2 separate regions of the Homo sapiens genome follow, and region 2 is linked to region 1. A link is an interaction called in ENCODE POLR2A ChIA-PET data of the cell type or tissue named here. Cell type or tissue: HepG2. All regions are shown on one strand. Links, peaks and the distances in the headings refer to the core of each region. The heading gives the core; the rest is flanking DNA.

Region 1 (8,162 bases), core at 1,195-6,194:
ATTTATGATGAGGTTTACCAAGATGTGAAATCTCAGCTAACCCTTCAACCCACTCCCAATCCCACTCCCATCTCTAAGACACCAATTATTCCACTCCACATTATTAAGCACCATACTAGAATCATCTATAGCTATTGATATTGGGGTCACATTTAGCATACTCATCAACCTCATATAACCTGGACTTAGGAAGTACCCTTGATTTACTTTCAGAGCTAGGTTAGTTAACATTCTAATGAAGAAAAAATATATAGAGAAAAACAAAGGCCTGGTATTAGAGAGAAAAGTTCCCTTCATATCAGACTTTGGTACAATGCCATCTGACGGGGATATGCTAGCATAAGAGCAGCCTGGCCCAGTCTGATTCTCCTAGCATTGCTTGGACTGAGTGCCACCTCCAGACTAATCTCTTACTGGGGTTGGGGGGAGTCACACATTGAATTGTTACAAATCACCGGTATAAGAAGTTCAGCAGGAGTTGCTTCAGAGATTGTTTTTTTCCCTCTCAGGTGCTCAAAGTGGTCATCTCCTACCACCATACAGAGACCCTTCTGGAAGGAAGAGATGGAGGAACACCAAGTGCTGACAACCAGTGCGCTGTTGGGTCAAATGCAAAGAGGAAACTGAATTCCTCAACAAATCCATTAGTGGGAAATTCATTCCAATTTTCCAACATGAAAAGTAAGGGATGGATTTTCAAAATTAGGTAAAGTATGAATCCAAATGAATTATTCTATTTGCTCTGCAGACAACCTCCGCAACATATGAGCACTACTACACCAACCACCTTGAGCTCTTGGTACAAATTAATTGACAATGATGGATAGGCTACCTGAACTTCAAAACGTAAGTCTTAATATGGCAATGATATTCTTTACAGTATACTCCCGTAGCTCAGTGGGGGGCAGCACTACAATCTCTGGGCTTGGTTGAGTTCAGAGAACACTCTGTTCCATTCTGTTTCTCTCTCTCCATGGGCTATTTTGCCTGCCTTTGGATGGTCTCTACCGCAGACATCATCCTCAAAAAAGCCTCAGGACAGAAAAGCCTGGACATTCCTGAGCATAATAAATCGGGATGATGGATCCAAAAGAAAGGCACTTTGTTGATGTTTTGAATTAAGTCAAAGAAAAAAGCATTAACAAGTGTACCAAACTTGGTGACTGGAATTAGCAAAACAGCACATATAGCCAAAAGTGTAATCACAAGGTCACACATTCACATCTCAGCATTAGCTGTGTGTCACTGTAAATCGCCATGCCAGCACTTTCCCTCCTCTTCATTTTATTTTATTTTTCTAAATTTGGAGTCATTACACATGCTGCTAACTCAGATAACTTAGTACCTAGGCACAGGGAGAATGAATCACAGTTTCGATGCGACCCACCAATTTAAATGTCTTCCCTTTGTATATTTCCATTTCCAATGACAATATCTCCGTCACCATGTATCATTTTCTGGTGTTCATTCTTGAGGATTTATGCATCTGCATGAATTTGCCTGAAAAATCTCTACATATATTCATTAGAAACTGTAACTTTCCTTTTGAAAATGATTCCATTAAATAATTTTTACACTCCCATTTTCTTACCAAGTAATTTATCGCCAACTGAAATACTTTTTTTAAGATCTGAAGCTTAAGATGAAAACACATTGTTAAAATGATCTAGAAATCAAAGTAAATTAAAATTCTAATGGGAAGTTGTTACAAGTGATTAGCTGTAAATTACTGCTACTGTATTTTTTTTTCTAAAGAAAAGTCAAAGTGGACAACGGTTGCGGCAAAGGCTTAGACAAACCAGTCTCCCTACCCAAGGACGTGACTTCCACTACTAATCCCTCTAAATTTCTCTCTCAGTTGTTCATATTCACTTACATTCTGGACCCACTGAGCTCTCTAGGCCCTAAATGCCTCCAATTTTACCTCATACATCTGCCTTTCCTGTGCTTACTTCACCCACATCCTGGCGGATTCTAAAAACCTTCCCCACCCTACATGAGAGTGGGTAATCAAATAATAAATATATATAATAAAATCATGCAGTGCAGCCTCATAACCTTGGGCCTCTACTAGTCTCTCAATACTGCTGTTTTAGTTAGCTGGAGCTGCTATAAAAAAAATCAAGCACTGAGTGGCTTAAACAACAAAGATTTATTTCTCTGAATTTTGGAGGCTGAGAAGTCCAAGACCAAGGTAGTAGAGTCGGGGTCTGGGGAGGTCCCAGTTCCTGGTTTGCAGAAGGCCACCTCCCTGCCATATCCTTGAGTGGTAGAGAGAGGAGGCTCTGGTTTCTCCTCTTCTTCTATAAGGACACTAATCCCATCATGGGGGCTCCACCCTCCTGGCCCAATCACCTCCCAAAGGCCCCACCTCCCACTACCATCACTTTGGGCATTAAGATTTCAACCTATGAACTGGGGAGAGGGAGGCATAAACATGTAGTTGATAGCAATTGCCCAGCACCCCTTCCATATCTATTATGAGTTTTTTCCCTCAATCCACAAAAGTCTTCACCAATCGCCTCAAGACTCTTACCTCATCTCTCTTCTTTTACCATTAGCAGAGGTGAATAGAGCAACTGACAATTCCTCAATATCCTGTTCCACCCCACAAATACCTCTTTTCATTCCATTTCAGTGGAAGAAAGTATCCCTTCTTCTTCTAAGATTGATCTTCTCACCTGTGTTTGGAATCCCAATTTCTCTGGCCTCAGTACGAATCTGGTTCCATATGCTCTCTTGACTATAACTTCAACCCACACCTCTCTTTGAGCTGTTAGCCTTAACACACAAACACTTCAAAGAATAACAACACTTCCCTGGCCTTGCCTCTTCCAGCTATCAACTTACTTCTATCTGTCCTTCATAGCCAACATCCAAAGAGTGCTTCTACACTCTGTCTTCATTTCTTCTCCATTATTCATGTTTCAATAATCTGGCCTTTATCTCTATCTCTGACTCAAACTGTATTTGCCAAGGTTGCCAGTGACCTCTTTGTTGCAATTTCTAATAGAACCTCGTCTTATGTGACCTCTGACACTATTGACCTTTCTCCCGTTGGAAACTCTCCTGCTCCTTGGTTTCTATGGTATGGCTCTCCATGGTTTCTCTTCTACTTCTCTGGCCATTCTTTCTTGATTTCCTTCATGGGTTCTTCACCCTCTGGCCACCTCTCAAATTTCACAGTTTCACCTCCTCTCCCTTAGCTTCAACTACGTTCCATCTTCTGATGATTCATAAATAAACACATCCAGTTCAAATACAGGTCTGAAGTTCAACAACCACATATTCAACTGCCTACCAGATACCTCTCCTCAGATGTCCCATGGTCCACATATATTAGACTCAACATGTGCAATAGTGAACTCACCTCCATCTCCTTCGAAAATCAAGTCCTTATATTCTAAAACAGAGTGACTACCCACCCAGTTGTCCAATTTGGAAATCTAGGAATCATCCTTGATGCTTCCCTTCCCCCTCTCCACTGACTTTATGTTCTGTTGGTATTCCCCCTAACAACTTTTGAACCTCTCCTCTTTTTTCAGTCTCTACAGTTGAGGCTCTCCCAATTTGTTCCCTGTGACAGCCTCCTTACCAGTCTTCTGCATCCAACTGTGCCCACCCCTCAAGTCCCATATATCTTTCCATTTGAATACCAAAATATTCTACAAGTCCAATCAGATGACTCTGTTGACACAACATCCATGACACCTCCCTTTCTTTAAGATAAAATTTGAATTCTTTCAGGAAAAAATTACAAGCCACTTCTGGTGTGCCCAGCCTCATCTCTTGCCATAATTTCCTCACACATGCTCCAGCCATATCTCATTGTATCAAATTCTTGCACTTCTTGTCCTAGGCTTCTGAGCACATTGAACCTTGCTCCTCAAAAACTATCTCACCACCTAATTCCCTGTGCATAACTTCCTCCTACTGGTTATTCAAAAGTCAGCCCAGACATCTCCTCACTTCCCTACCAAAAGCACAACCCTCTCCAGTTAGAGATTACACATCCCTGCTGTGGGGTCTCTCAGGTGCCACCACATCACAGCATTTCCCACGGTTCGCCCTCCTCACTCAGGCAACAATGTGAGCTCCAGGAGGAACAGGGACCGGGTCTTGTGCACTGTTGCTTCCTTAACAATTACCATAGTGCCTGTGACATAGAAAGTGCCCCCCAATCTTTTAACAAAGAGTTCTGCAAATTCTGGGATTAATCTCATGATCAGTGAACACATTCTGATCCCTTTTACCTTCTGATTCTATCTAATACACCATGGGCACAACTCTGACCAGAAGTCACAATTTCAACTGAGTGAGCAAACAGGACAAGGAAGCAGTCAGTTGATTACCTTAGAAAGAAAGAGATGTCTGTAGGCAGAGACTCTCCCAAGGAATGAGAGAATATTCAAAAATTAGTTTAATAAGATGACAGATAAGCCCATTCAAAACCTTGCTAATATCTGTTTGAAAGGTCATTTTAAAATGTTGTCTTCTGATTGGGAGATGGTGAATTGTGTGGCTATATAAAATGGCATTATCCAGCAGGAACAAATTTGCAGTGTGTTACATATGGAATACAAATTATACTAAATTTCTTTCAACAAAAATTGCATGTCTAAGTCCTATTTATCTTAGACCTTTGGTTACATTTGAAAATATCTCAGAGGAGCCTGCTCCTGATGAAGCTCAGATTCTCTCTAGCATGCTCCCATCAAGCTAGCAGTGATGAACTCTCTTTAGAGAGAAGGCTTGGACTCTGAACACTGGAGGTGAGCAGCTCATCACCTTCTAACTCAGAGTTCGGCTCCAGACTAGTCTTAGGACTCTGAGTACAGTAGTTCCATTTTGGAGATCCAATTTAGTTCTTATTAATCAATAACATTTAATCCAAAATCCAAATTCTGGAACCCATCCTGAAGAACCAGTTTTCCCAGAAGCTGGTCTGCACAGTTCTGCTAAGCTCACTGTGAAATCTCTTTACATGTTTTTCTCTAACCTGAGTCCTCCTCTCACCTGAAGATGGAGCACTGAGCCAGATGACTTTTCATTGTCTCTTGTTATAATTTTCCACATGTGGTTTTGAACTGGGAGTAGCCATTAGGTGACGAATTCTGAAAATGGGCTAAATGACATGCCAAAAACTGAAAAATGGGGTGTGAAGAATGTGCTTCTTGCTTTCTAAAGCATAACCATAGGAATGCAGGGCTTCTGAATGTCTTCTTTTTCTTAACATGACAATAAGAAACAAACAATCTTTTTCTTCATCTGTCTATTTTTCTGGCTTCCATTTTTTAAAAAAATCGTGAAAAACTATCTTTCTCTATAGGGAGTCAAAAGGAGATGCTAAAAGAGATGCTTCTAGTGATTTGTTTATCATTCTGTAATGGCGATTGTCTTAATTTGGCCTCCCTCAAAGCAGAACCTAAGATAACGACTTTCGGAGGGGATCTTAGGAAGCAGGAATGAGGGAAACAAAAGAGCGAATCCAGGAAGGAGGAAAAGTCAATGAAGAATACATAACTGATTTCCGATTGCAGAGAGGTAACTGGGACTCAGTCCCACTGAGAACTTCTAAGCGAGAGTAAAATGCTCTCCAGAATGGCCCCCCTGAAGGACAATGAGCTAGAGTACTTAATCCTCGACCCCCCTTCACCATTGGTGGAGAGGGCATTAAGTTTCCTCTATTTGGAGACAGGCCTGGATGGAGTAAACTCCTTCAAGGGAGAACCGTGAGGCAGAAGAGAGAAGGCAAACAGGCTGGATGCATAAGCACTGTCCACCACAGCTGCAGCTGAAGTCTACAGTGGGTCAGGGAGATGCATGCAGCCTGGCACCCAAAAAGTGCCAGCCAGAGTTATGTGTGGGTATAAGACAATGCAGCATGGCAAGCTACACCTACTTTTCAAAAAGCACGATTTCCTTCAGTTTATCCCGTGTCCCGGGGATTTTAATTAATAAACAGTGCACATTTACTCCCTGTATTATTAGTTTATCTTACAAGAATTAAGAACAAAATGCAAGAGCAACTATAGCTTTGGGACGTTGTTAGCATGTAACTATGGCAAGAAAAGAAGTATGATAACCACTGGAAGGAACAACTAAGTGTATACCTATGCTGGAGGGCTTTTACTTACCAACACAGAGTTCTAGCTTTTTCTGTAAATGGCGTGGCTGTTGCATGTCATTATGACAGTTGCTGAGATATGTGAATGCAAACCAGCACCCGGGGGAGCAGAGCAAATTTAAGTTTCTGGGAAAGCTACAAGCTAGCCACCATTGCAATCAGGAAGCAATCCTTAGTCCCATTTCTCACCTCATTCCAACTGGGACCCATTCAGTCACCCCTAGAGAAACTTGATGCTATGAGCACTTAGCCAATGTAAGCTGAGTATTTCACATCCTTTGACTGACTCTTACTCCTCCAAAGTCAAGGTTAAGCCATGTCACTAAAGATGCTTTGGAAATATTCCGCTTCCTAAATTGCAAATAGTTCTGCAAGCAATGCAAACAGAACATTTAAGTTCTCAGGACTGTCAAAATGACACCTTCATCAGCTTCCAAATCTGGTAATTATTGTCTTCCTCACACCCACGAAAAGGACTGAAATTGAGTGGATCTCACAAGGTTCTCAGCTCTGGTGTCTTTTTTGGTAGGTGTGGGAAGAAGGGACAAGAAAACATCTTGAATAAGGTCAGAGTCAGAGACAGTAAGCCACGTTTTTTGTTTTTTTTTTTTTTAAACATCTTTTTTACTATCAAGGCTTTTACCCACAAGCTTTCCTCCTTGTTTGGAAGCACATTTTTGATCACTAACTATATCTAGAAACACTCCTTGAGACAAAGTAATTTGTAGATACCATTTTTGTTTGACCCAAGAAGCCCAGACCTACTTTCAGGGACAGGAAATAGGAGCCTGGGGCCCAGGAGAAATGATATTCATGGTAGCCAATGAAAGTGGAACTGGACGAGAAGGTACACAGGGCAAAGTGCCAAAGCAAGGATGAAACACACAGCAGTGAGAATTCATAGGCCAGATGAGGCACACAAATTACAAGAGGGGCCAGGTAAGGAACCAGAAAAACAGGATAGTGCCAGAGACTACTTCTCTGAACACGGAGGCATAGGTTGGGGAGCACTTTTTTTTTTTTTTTTTTTGAGACGGAGTCTTGCTCTATCGCCCAGGCTGGAGTGCAGTAGCACAATCTTGGCCCACTGCAACCTCTGCCTCCCAGGTTCAAGCGATTCTCCTGCCTCAGCCTCCCGAGTAGCTGGGAGTACAGGTGTGTGCCACCACGCCGGGCTAATTTTTGTATTTTCAGTAGAGACGGGGTTTCACCATGTTGGTCAGGCTGGTCTCGAACTCCTGACCTTGTGATCCGCCCACCTCGGCCTCCCAAAGTGCTGGGATTACAGGCGTGAGCCACTGTGCCCAGCCGGGGACCACTTTTAAAGTTGAAAAAGTGGCCAGGCACAGTGGCTCATGCCTGTAATCCCAGCACTTTGGGAGGTCAAGGCAGGAGGATTGCTTGAGCCCAGGAGTTTGAGACCAGCCTGGATAACATGGCAAGACCCTATCTCTACAAAAAATTTAAAAATTAGCTGAGTATGGTGGTGTGTGCCTGTAGTCTCAGCTACTTGGGAGGCTGAGGTAGGAGAATTGCTTTAGCCCAGGAGTTTGAGGCTGCAGTGAGCTATGCTGGAATCACTACACTCCAGCCTAAGTAAGAGAGAAAGACTCTGTTTCTTAAAAAAAAACACCACCGAGGATTAAATTTTCCTGTCTGGAATCCAGAAAAAAAGGGTCCCTTTTCTTTTTTTTTCAGACACTGTCTCACTCTGTCGCCCAGGCTGGAGTGCAGTGGCATGATCATGCTTTACAAAGCGATTCTTCTGCCTCAGCCTCCCAAGTAGCTGGGATTAAAGGCGTGTGCCACCACACCCAGCTCATTTTGTATTTTTAGTAGAGACGGGGTTTCAGCATGTTGCCGGGCTGGTCTCAAACTCCTGGCCTCAAGTGATCTGCCCACCTTGGCCTCCCAAAGTGCTGAGATTACAGGCGTGAGCCACCATTCCCAGCCAAAAGGGTCCCCCCTTTTTTTTTTGAGGCACAGTCTCACTCTGTCGCCCAGGCTGGAGTGCAGTGGTACAATCTTGGCTCAC
Region 2 (8,162 bases), core at 1,673-6,672, 66 kb before region 1:
AGTTCAGACGAGACTCACTTCCTAAATAGCTCATTTTTCTTCCTGTCCATGACAACCACAAAAGCCAACTATAAAGCCATTTGGCAATGGTTGTGATTTCCAAGTTAAATGCCTTGCAATTAGCTCCTCCTATATGTTTGTTAATCCTATTATGGCAACCTAATAAGTGTCACACCAATTTAGAAATTATTAGGTGTCAGAATGTGTTTTTCCTTTGTAAATAGAAATAGAACAATTTCTATTTCTATTGTAATAGGAATAGAACAATTTCTATTTCTATTGTAATAGGAATAGAACAATTTCTATTTCTATTGTAATAGGAATAGAACAATAGTAAAATGATTTCATTTTATGTTTATTTTTTACTTTACCAGTCTAGAGTCTTTTCTTCTTCTTCTTCTTCTTTTTTTTTTTTTTTTTTTTTGAGACAGGTTCTTGCTCTGTTGTCCACAACGGAGGTACAGTGGCACAATGTTGGCTCACTGCAGCCTCGACCTCTTGGGCTCAAGTGATCCTTCCGCCTCAGCCTCTTGAGTAGCTGGGACTACAGGCACGTGCCACCACACCTGGTTAATTTTTGTATCTCATTTATTTATTTATTTGTAGAGACAGGCTCTTGCTATGTTTCCCTGGCTAGTCCTGGCCTCAAGCAATCCTCCCACCTTGTCCTCCCAAAGTGCTGGGGTTACAGGCATGAGCACTATGCCAGGCCCAGTCTAGAGTCTTTGTAGTAACCTCAGCATGTATCAGTCTATTGTACTTTGTAATTTGGTTCCCTCTTTACCAAAGAAGAATTTCCATCTAAACATGCAACCATATTTTGTGATCAGGATCATAATTGACAAGTAAGACAGTGTTAAGTGGCAAGGTCATAATGTATCTTCAGGATTTTGAGAGCTGCCTTAGAATCCTTAGCTTTTGCCATCTTAAAACTTACTTGAGGCCAGGCACGGTGACTCACGCCTGTAATCCTAGCACTTTGGGAGGCCAAGGCGGACGGATCACGAGGTCAGGAGATCAAGACCATCCTGGCTAACACAGTGAAACCCCGTCTCTACTAAAAATACAAAAAGAAATTAGCTGGGCATGGTGGTGGGCACCTGTAGTCCCAGCTACTTGGGAGACGCAGGAGAATGGCGTGAACCCGGGAGGTGGAGCCTGCAGTGAGCCAAGATCGTGCCACTGCACTCCAGCCTGAGCAACAGAGCAAGACTCCGTCTCAAAAATAAATAAATAAATAAATAAATAAATAAATAAATAAATAAATAAGTTAAAAAAAAACACCTTACTTGATTGGTTTAGGAATTTGAGAGCTTCACAAACATTATCCCATGAAAACAAGGCATAGTTTCATCATCTAAAAAATGATGACAGCTGCAAATGCCAAATAATGAATATCAAATGGTGAATCTTGGTTTAAAACAACATGAACGACAGCAGATGAGCCACACTAATCTAGTCATGCCTCACTGACCTTTCTTCATCTAAGAGTTTATTACTTACCTATTGCTGCTGTAAGAATGACCACAAACTTAATGGCTTAAGCCAACACAAGTTTAATATTTTGTAGTTCTGGATGTCAGAAGTCCAAAATGTATCTCACTGGCCTAAAATCAAGGTGTCAGCAGGACTGTGTTCCTTCTGGAGGCTCTAAGGGAGGATCTGTTTCCTGGCCTTTTCCAGCTTCTAAAGCCAGCCACCTCCCTTGGCTCATAGGCCCCTTCCTCCATATTTGATATGGTTTGGCTCTGTTTCCCTACCCAAATTTCATGTTGAATTGTTATTCCCAGTGTTGGGGGAGGGTTCTGGTGGAGGGCGATTGGATTATGGGGCTGATTTTTCCCTTGCTGTTCTTGTGATAGTGAGTTCTCACGAGATCTGGTTATTTAAAAGTGTGTGGCACTTCGCCCTTTTCTCTCTCTCTCCTGCTCCACCACGGTTAAGATGTGCCTGCCTCCCCTTCCCCTTCGCCTTCCGCCATGATTCTAAGTTTCCTGAGGCCTCCCAGCCATGCTTCCTGTACAGCCTTCAGAACTGTGAGTCAAACCTCTTTTCTTCATAAACTACCCAGTCTCAGGTAGTTCTTTATAGCAGTGTGAGAATGGACTAATACAATATTCAAAAAAGTAATGTCAGACTGAGTCATCCTCACAATGCCATCTCTCTTGTTCTCTCTCTTCTGCCTCCCTCTTCCACTCACAAGAACCCAAGTGATTACATAAGACTCACTGGGATAATCCTGTACAATCTCCCCATCTCAAGGTCAACTGATAAGTAAATTTACCTTTTTATTTATTTTATTTTTGAGATGGGGGTCTCCCTCTATTGCCTAGGTTAGAGTCAATGACATGATCATAGCTCATTGCAGCCTCATCCTCCTGGGCTCAAGGGATCTTCTCACCTCTGCATCCTAAGTAACTGGGACTATAGGCGTGTGCTGCCTTGGCTGGCTAATTTTATAATTTTTTGTAGGGATGGAGTCTTGCTGTGTTGCCCAGGCTGGTCTTGAACTCCTGGCCTCAAGCAATCCTGCTGGCTCCACCTCCCAAAGTGCTGGGATTAAAAGCGTGAACTATGATACCCAGTTAATAAGCAACTTTAACTCCCATTTCTCATGAAACCCAACATATTCACAGATTCCAGGGATTAGTATGTGGACATCTTTGGGCAGCCATTGTTCTGCCCAGCATGAGGAGTTTAGATGAAATTTGCCCTGTGTGAGGCAGGGGCTTATATGATTCATGACATTTCCAGTATCAGATCTTTGGCATGTATAGTCTGAAGTTTTCTGACAATCAGAACTTTCCAAAAGATATTTACCAAGACAGTTGCAGTTTGTGGACTCCAGCAGCTGGTAAAACTCACAAATCCTGTTTTCATTCTAATATTTTTTAGACCTTTTGAATTTTGCAAGTCAGTTTCATAAAACATTGAGTTGATTCCTAAAAGATCAAATGTAGTCAATACTGAGCGTTTGTTGATTTTGCCTACTGCAAAAGAACCTCAAGTTGGAATCTCTCTACATTCATATTTGTGAGTCTATGAGGATTGCCAGCTTGTCTTAAGGAACTGTGCTCACTCCCTGCCCAGTTGTGCAATACCCAGAACTCTGAAGAAACAGCAAGGCTGGGCTCATTGCGGACTTGTCTGAATGGGTGTGAGGCAACAGGTGGAACCATGGTGAAATGGAGAGCACATGAAAGTATTTCAGGTAAGCATTATTTTAAGAAATAATAACAACTATGCTCAACCAAACAAAAGCAACTGCAAGTCAGAGTTAGCCTCCAGACTATGTGGTGGCTCCTCCTCCTAGCTATTGCTTCTATTCTGAAACTGGGTCCAACACCTAAACTCCAGAGGACTCCACTACTTTGCTTTTAGACCTCACCTCATTTGCCCTCTCAGTTGCATAGGGCAGGGTGTCCTTAAAGACTCTGCCATCCCATCTTGGTCTTTATTTATGTGCTGGATCTCTCACCTGCTAGCTTGGCTTTCAACACATTGCTGTCTAGACTTGAACTTCCATGCTTTGCTCCCCAGTCTTGGCAGCAGGCCCATGACCCCGTGTAGCCCCTTGCTGAGCACATGACTTGCTGTTATAGAAACTAGGTGCAGGGAGCTGGAGGAAGCCTGGGTGGAGGCCCGGATGGCATCTAGCTGACATTCCATTCTTCAAGTACAAAATATCAGTCTTGGCCAGATAATTTCAGACTGGCCTACAGAATTCTAATGGGAAACGTTTTTGCTAAGCATCAGCCAATAAAAGCTCATTTACAAAATGCAAGAAGAACCATAAGACTAAGGAAACTTGGATTCTATTCCTAACCCTCTTGCAGATTGGCTGGGTAACCCTAGGAAAGTTCCTCACCTCTAAAAATTGATCTGTTTCCTCACGACTAAAATGTGGAAGACTGGGAAATTGTTTCCTGATTTCATGGACCCAACACTAAGTAAAGTAAAATTAAAGCAAGGTAATACTTTCACATACTCAGGCAGTATAATTCGGTAATTTCTAGTAATTCTCCATGAGTTTCCATCTCATCTCCATTCAGAGGGACTGGTTTTTTAATGTGACTCTATGATACATTATATACCTACATAGATACATGCATTTATACATGCATACATACATACGTGCGTGTAATCTATTCTGAAATCTTTTTTTTTTTTTTTTTTTTTTTGAGACAGAGTCTCGCTCTGTCGCCCAGGCTGGAGTGCAGTGGCGCAATCTCGGCTCACTGCTAGCTCCACCTCCCGGGTTCATGCCATTCTCCTGCCTCAACCTCCCGAGTAGCTGGGACTACAGGCGCCCACTACCACTCCCGGCTAATTATTTGTATTTTTAGTAGAGATGGGGTTTCACCGTGTTAGCCAGGATGGTCTTGATCTCCTGACCTCGTGATCTGCCCGCCTCGCCCTCCCAAAGTGTATTCTGAAATCTCTTAAAGTAGATTATAGAAAATTGATTCTGAAATCTCTTACATTGCAGCTATTACTACTATACAATATAATTTATATTGCCACTATATAATATAATTTGTATTATATACATATAATAATATATGGAGGGATCTTCTTACCTCTGCATACTGAGTAGCTGGGACTACAGGTGTGTGCCATCATGGCTGCTATAGTATATATATATAATTACATCATATAATATGTATATATTACACCACCACAGAGAAAAGTTGTAATATGATGAAGGTGAATTACTTATATTAGGAATCCCTAAGAAGCATTCTCAATCCCTGGATGAATAAGAGAAGTTCTGGAATATATTTACCTTAGAAAGTTTTAGGAAGTTTCAGAACAGATTCCACTTTCTGGAATGCCAGACTGGCATTTTTTCAACACAGGGTGTTTATAACACATATGATATCTGTTTTTCATCCTTAGAATTCCAAGCCAACTCCTTTTTGTAACACGGTTGAGGTGTGGTAAGGATAGGTACCCTTTACACATTGTGACAATGATTCTATCGTTTTTTTCAAGGAATCCCACGCAATGCTTCCGGATGAAACTTTCTGACCTATTTAAACAGAGCTGATAATTCCATTTTTATCACCTCTATTATGATATGGATCATATTTGTATTGTACTCAGCTGTTTATTCCTCTGCCTCTCCCACTTATCTGTGATCTCTTTAAGAATATCCATTGGATTTTATTCTTCTTTGTATCCCCAGCACCCAGTGGAGTACCTGGCACATAAAAGCCATTAAACAGTGGTTAGTGAACAAATGACTTAATTAATTGTTAAGGAAAGTTACCTGCACTCTAAGCTACTTGAAGCATTTCTATTATTTTCTGATTTTATAACAGAGAATGAGCAGTAGAAGAATACAGCTATTAGCTAACACATTTTGTATTATTTGGTAGTCACATATCAGAAATAATTCCTTTATATTTGGAGGATGTACGTCCCAATTTCATTTGTACATGTGAAACAATTTCTGAACGTCCTTTAAAAGTAAGGTCCTAAAGTTGAAGTACCATGCTTTTGAAACTGTCTTTCTATGGGTACCAAACCTACAGAGCTGCATTTAAAATCCTATCAAGTTAATGTTTTTGCTGCTGAATGAATTCCATAAGTCACTTATAGGAAAACATCTATCATTTTGGAATCATGTACATTAGCAATCCCTGGTACCTGGAAGAATTTTCAATTTTGTTTGGCAACTGTGCATATTTCTTCTGAATTCAAAGGAGTAGGGTGGATAGGTTGTTTGTAGGATTTGCAAACATCCAAATATAGGGATAGAAAAGAGGAGCAGGGAGGGGGTGGGGAGGGTGGGGAGGCTAGGGTGAAATTCCAGGGAAAGGGCCTTAGAGGCTGGTGTAGGGGGCAACAGCAAGGTGGTGGAGAAGGGTAACATTCAGAATATACTGTGAAGACAGAACTGACAGGACTTGCTGATGGATTGGATGCAGGATGTGAGAAGGAGAGTTAAACCTGAATCCAAGGTGTTTGACCCAAGCAACTAGAAGAATCGACATACCACTTGCTGGGATGTGAAAGACCACAGGAAAAGCAGGTGAACCCAGATCTGGACATGATTAATTTGTTTGCCTATTAAACAACCAAATGGAGGTATTGAGTAGGCAGTTGGAATTCAGGAGATAGGTTAGGACCAAAGTTATAATTTTGGGAGGAATGTTAGAATACATTGAATATTTTAAAGCCTCAAGGATGGATGAGATAAATGAAAGAATGTATATAGGCAGAAAGAGAAGACATTGAAGGACTGAGTGCTGGGTCTCCAAAATCTAGCAGTCAGAAGATGAGGAATCAGTATAGGTATCTGAGAACTAGTTGCCAAAAAAGCCAGAGGAAAACCAAGAGAGTGTGTATCCTTGAAGACAAGTGAAGAAAAGTAAAGAAGAATGATCAGTTTTCTCAAATACTGCTCATAAGGCAAGCAAATCATGGGCCACAGCAATATGGAAGTCATTGGCAACCCTGACAAGAACAGTTTCACTAGATTATGGGGGCAAAAGCCTGATCAGAGCAGACTCAATAAAGGGTGAAGAGAAGTAGAAGGCAGGGAATAGAAAAACTCTGAAATGGAATTTTGCTATAAAAAGCAGAGTCTCTAAAATGAGGGTCCCCAAAGAATCTATGGATAGAATTCAGAGAGCTCAGGGATTTTGATGGAAAAAAAATTACATCTGTATTTTGACTCCTCCCTAATGCAGCATTTTCTTCAACTAATAATATAATAGCAGCATCTGTTACTTCATAGCCTATAGAAATTGTGGATATTTTCATATTACATTATAGTTGTTACATATATCTCAAAACATCATGCTCATTACTATTTCAAATTTACAGTAATTACTGTACCCATCACTAGGTCTCATGTGACTGTGCTCTTCTGCTCTACAAGTGCTCCGATGGAAGGAAACTTCTTATACTGAAGAGTGACAGGTTTTGGAATCAGAAACCTTGATTTAAATCCTTGACTGCTACTTACTAACTTTGCCTTTGGGTGTCTAACTCTCTAAGCCTCAGTTTCTTCATTTGTAACATGCTACCGTATCACAACAGTGGAAAGTTATTTTGATCAGTATATTAATATCCTGTGTTTCTTTTTTAGCCTTATGTTTCACTTTAAGCACTTTAAAACATTATTCTGAGAAGGAGTCCACGGCTTCACCAGACCATTAAAGGTCTTTATGGCACAAAAAAGTTAGGAATTTTTTTGGAAATGTTTCTGAAAATGTAAGGCAGAAATGGATAGGAGAAGGAGAAAGAAACATCCACAGAGGATTTTCTAACATGGGAGAAATAAGAGAATATTTGTATTGCAGATAAGAATGATTCAGTAGAGAGAGGGGAAATTGGTGATGCAGGAGTAGGGAAAACTGCTAAAGCAATGCTCTTGAGCAGGCACAAGGAGATGAATCTAACACACAAGGGGAGAGGCTGGGCTAAGATAGGTATGTGGGCCACTCGTGCAGTTATAGGAGAGAAGGCAGAGAATATGGGCAGAGCCACTCGCTGGGAAGATGTGGTGGAAAGACCCTATGTGGGCTCTATTCTGATTGCTCCCATCTTCTCATTAAAATAAGAAGCAAGGTCATCAGCTGAGACTGAGGATGGGGGAAGAGGTGCTGGAGTTTGGGGAAAGAGCAGAAGGTATGAACAAATTGGTTGTCTAGAAAAGTAGCACAGTGAATGGACTGGTGAGGGGTAACACAACTGGTGAACAGCACTGAAAACTCACTTGAGATCAATGATCACGAACTGCAGGTGAGTCAGCGCAATTGCGTGCTTCACCCAAGTCTTATCCAGCTGCAGCAACGCAGGTGCTGAGTAGGTGGAGGGTTGGATATAATCAGGGTTGTGCAAGTGAAGACAATGCAACAGAACAGCAAGACTGCAAAGAGAGGCTGATGGGCTGGAAAATAAAAAGCTCTGGCACAGTAGCGGTGAGCTTGACCAGACAGATTTATTTCTGCTTTCTGCTTTTCCCCTCACTCCTTCTTTCTTGAGAGTCAAACATAAGAAAAAGGAAAATCTTTGCGCAGGCAGCAGCAGAAACTGAAAGGCCACAGAATGGAGAGGCAGGAGTGGGCTGTGAGTAAGCACAAGCTGGAGCTGGGTATGAGGCAGCAGAACCAGCAGCAGACTTGGCCATGTGAAGGGCTGCACATCAG

The links. Peaks named below come from ENCODE experiments on the same cell type or tissue, not always from the same donor. Only the 100,000 strongest peaks of a DNase experiment are listed, where the experiment ranks them.
Region 2: POLR2A ChIA-PET joins it to region 1 with 8 read pairs; 2 of 35 experiments call an interaction of 5 or more read pairs at or near these places.

The regions. Positions count from the first base shown.
Region 1 is chr2:151,986,426-151,994,587 of GRCh38, forward strand. All of the region lies in intron 2 of CACNB4 (calcium voltage-gated channel auxiliary subunit beta 4), which reads right to left. Among named protein-coding and RNA genes, the nearest start is that of CACNB4, 110 kb to the right of the region's middle. In HepG2, for the core only: a CTCF peak has its summit at 5,024; DNase peaks (open chromatin) are centred at 3,000 and 3,276.
Region 2 is chr2:151,919,916-151,928,077 of GRCh38, forward strand. All of the region lies in intron 2 of CACNB4 (calcium voltage-gated channel auxiliary subunit beta 4), which reads right to left. Among named protein-coding and RNA genes, the nearest start is that of ARL5A, 96 kb to the left of the region's middle. In HepG2, for the core only: no CTCF peak of the experiment used is centred there; a DNase peak (open chromatin) is centred at 3,566.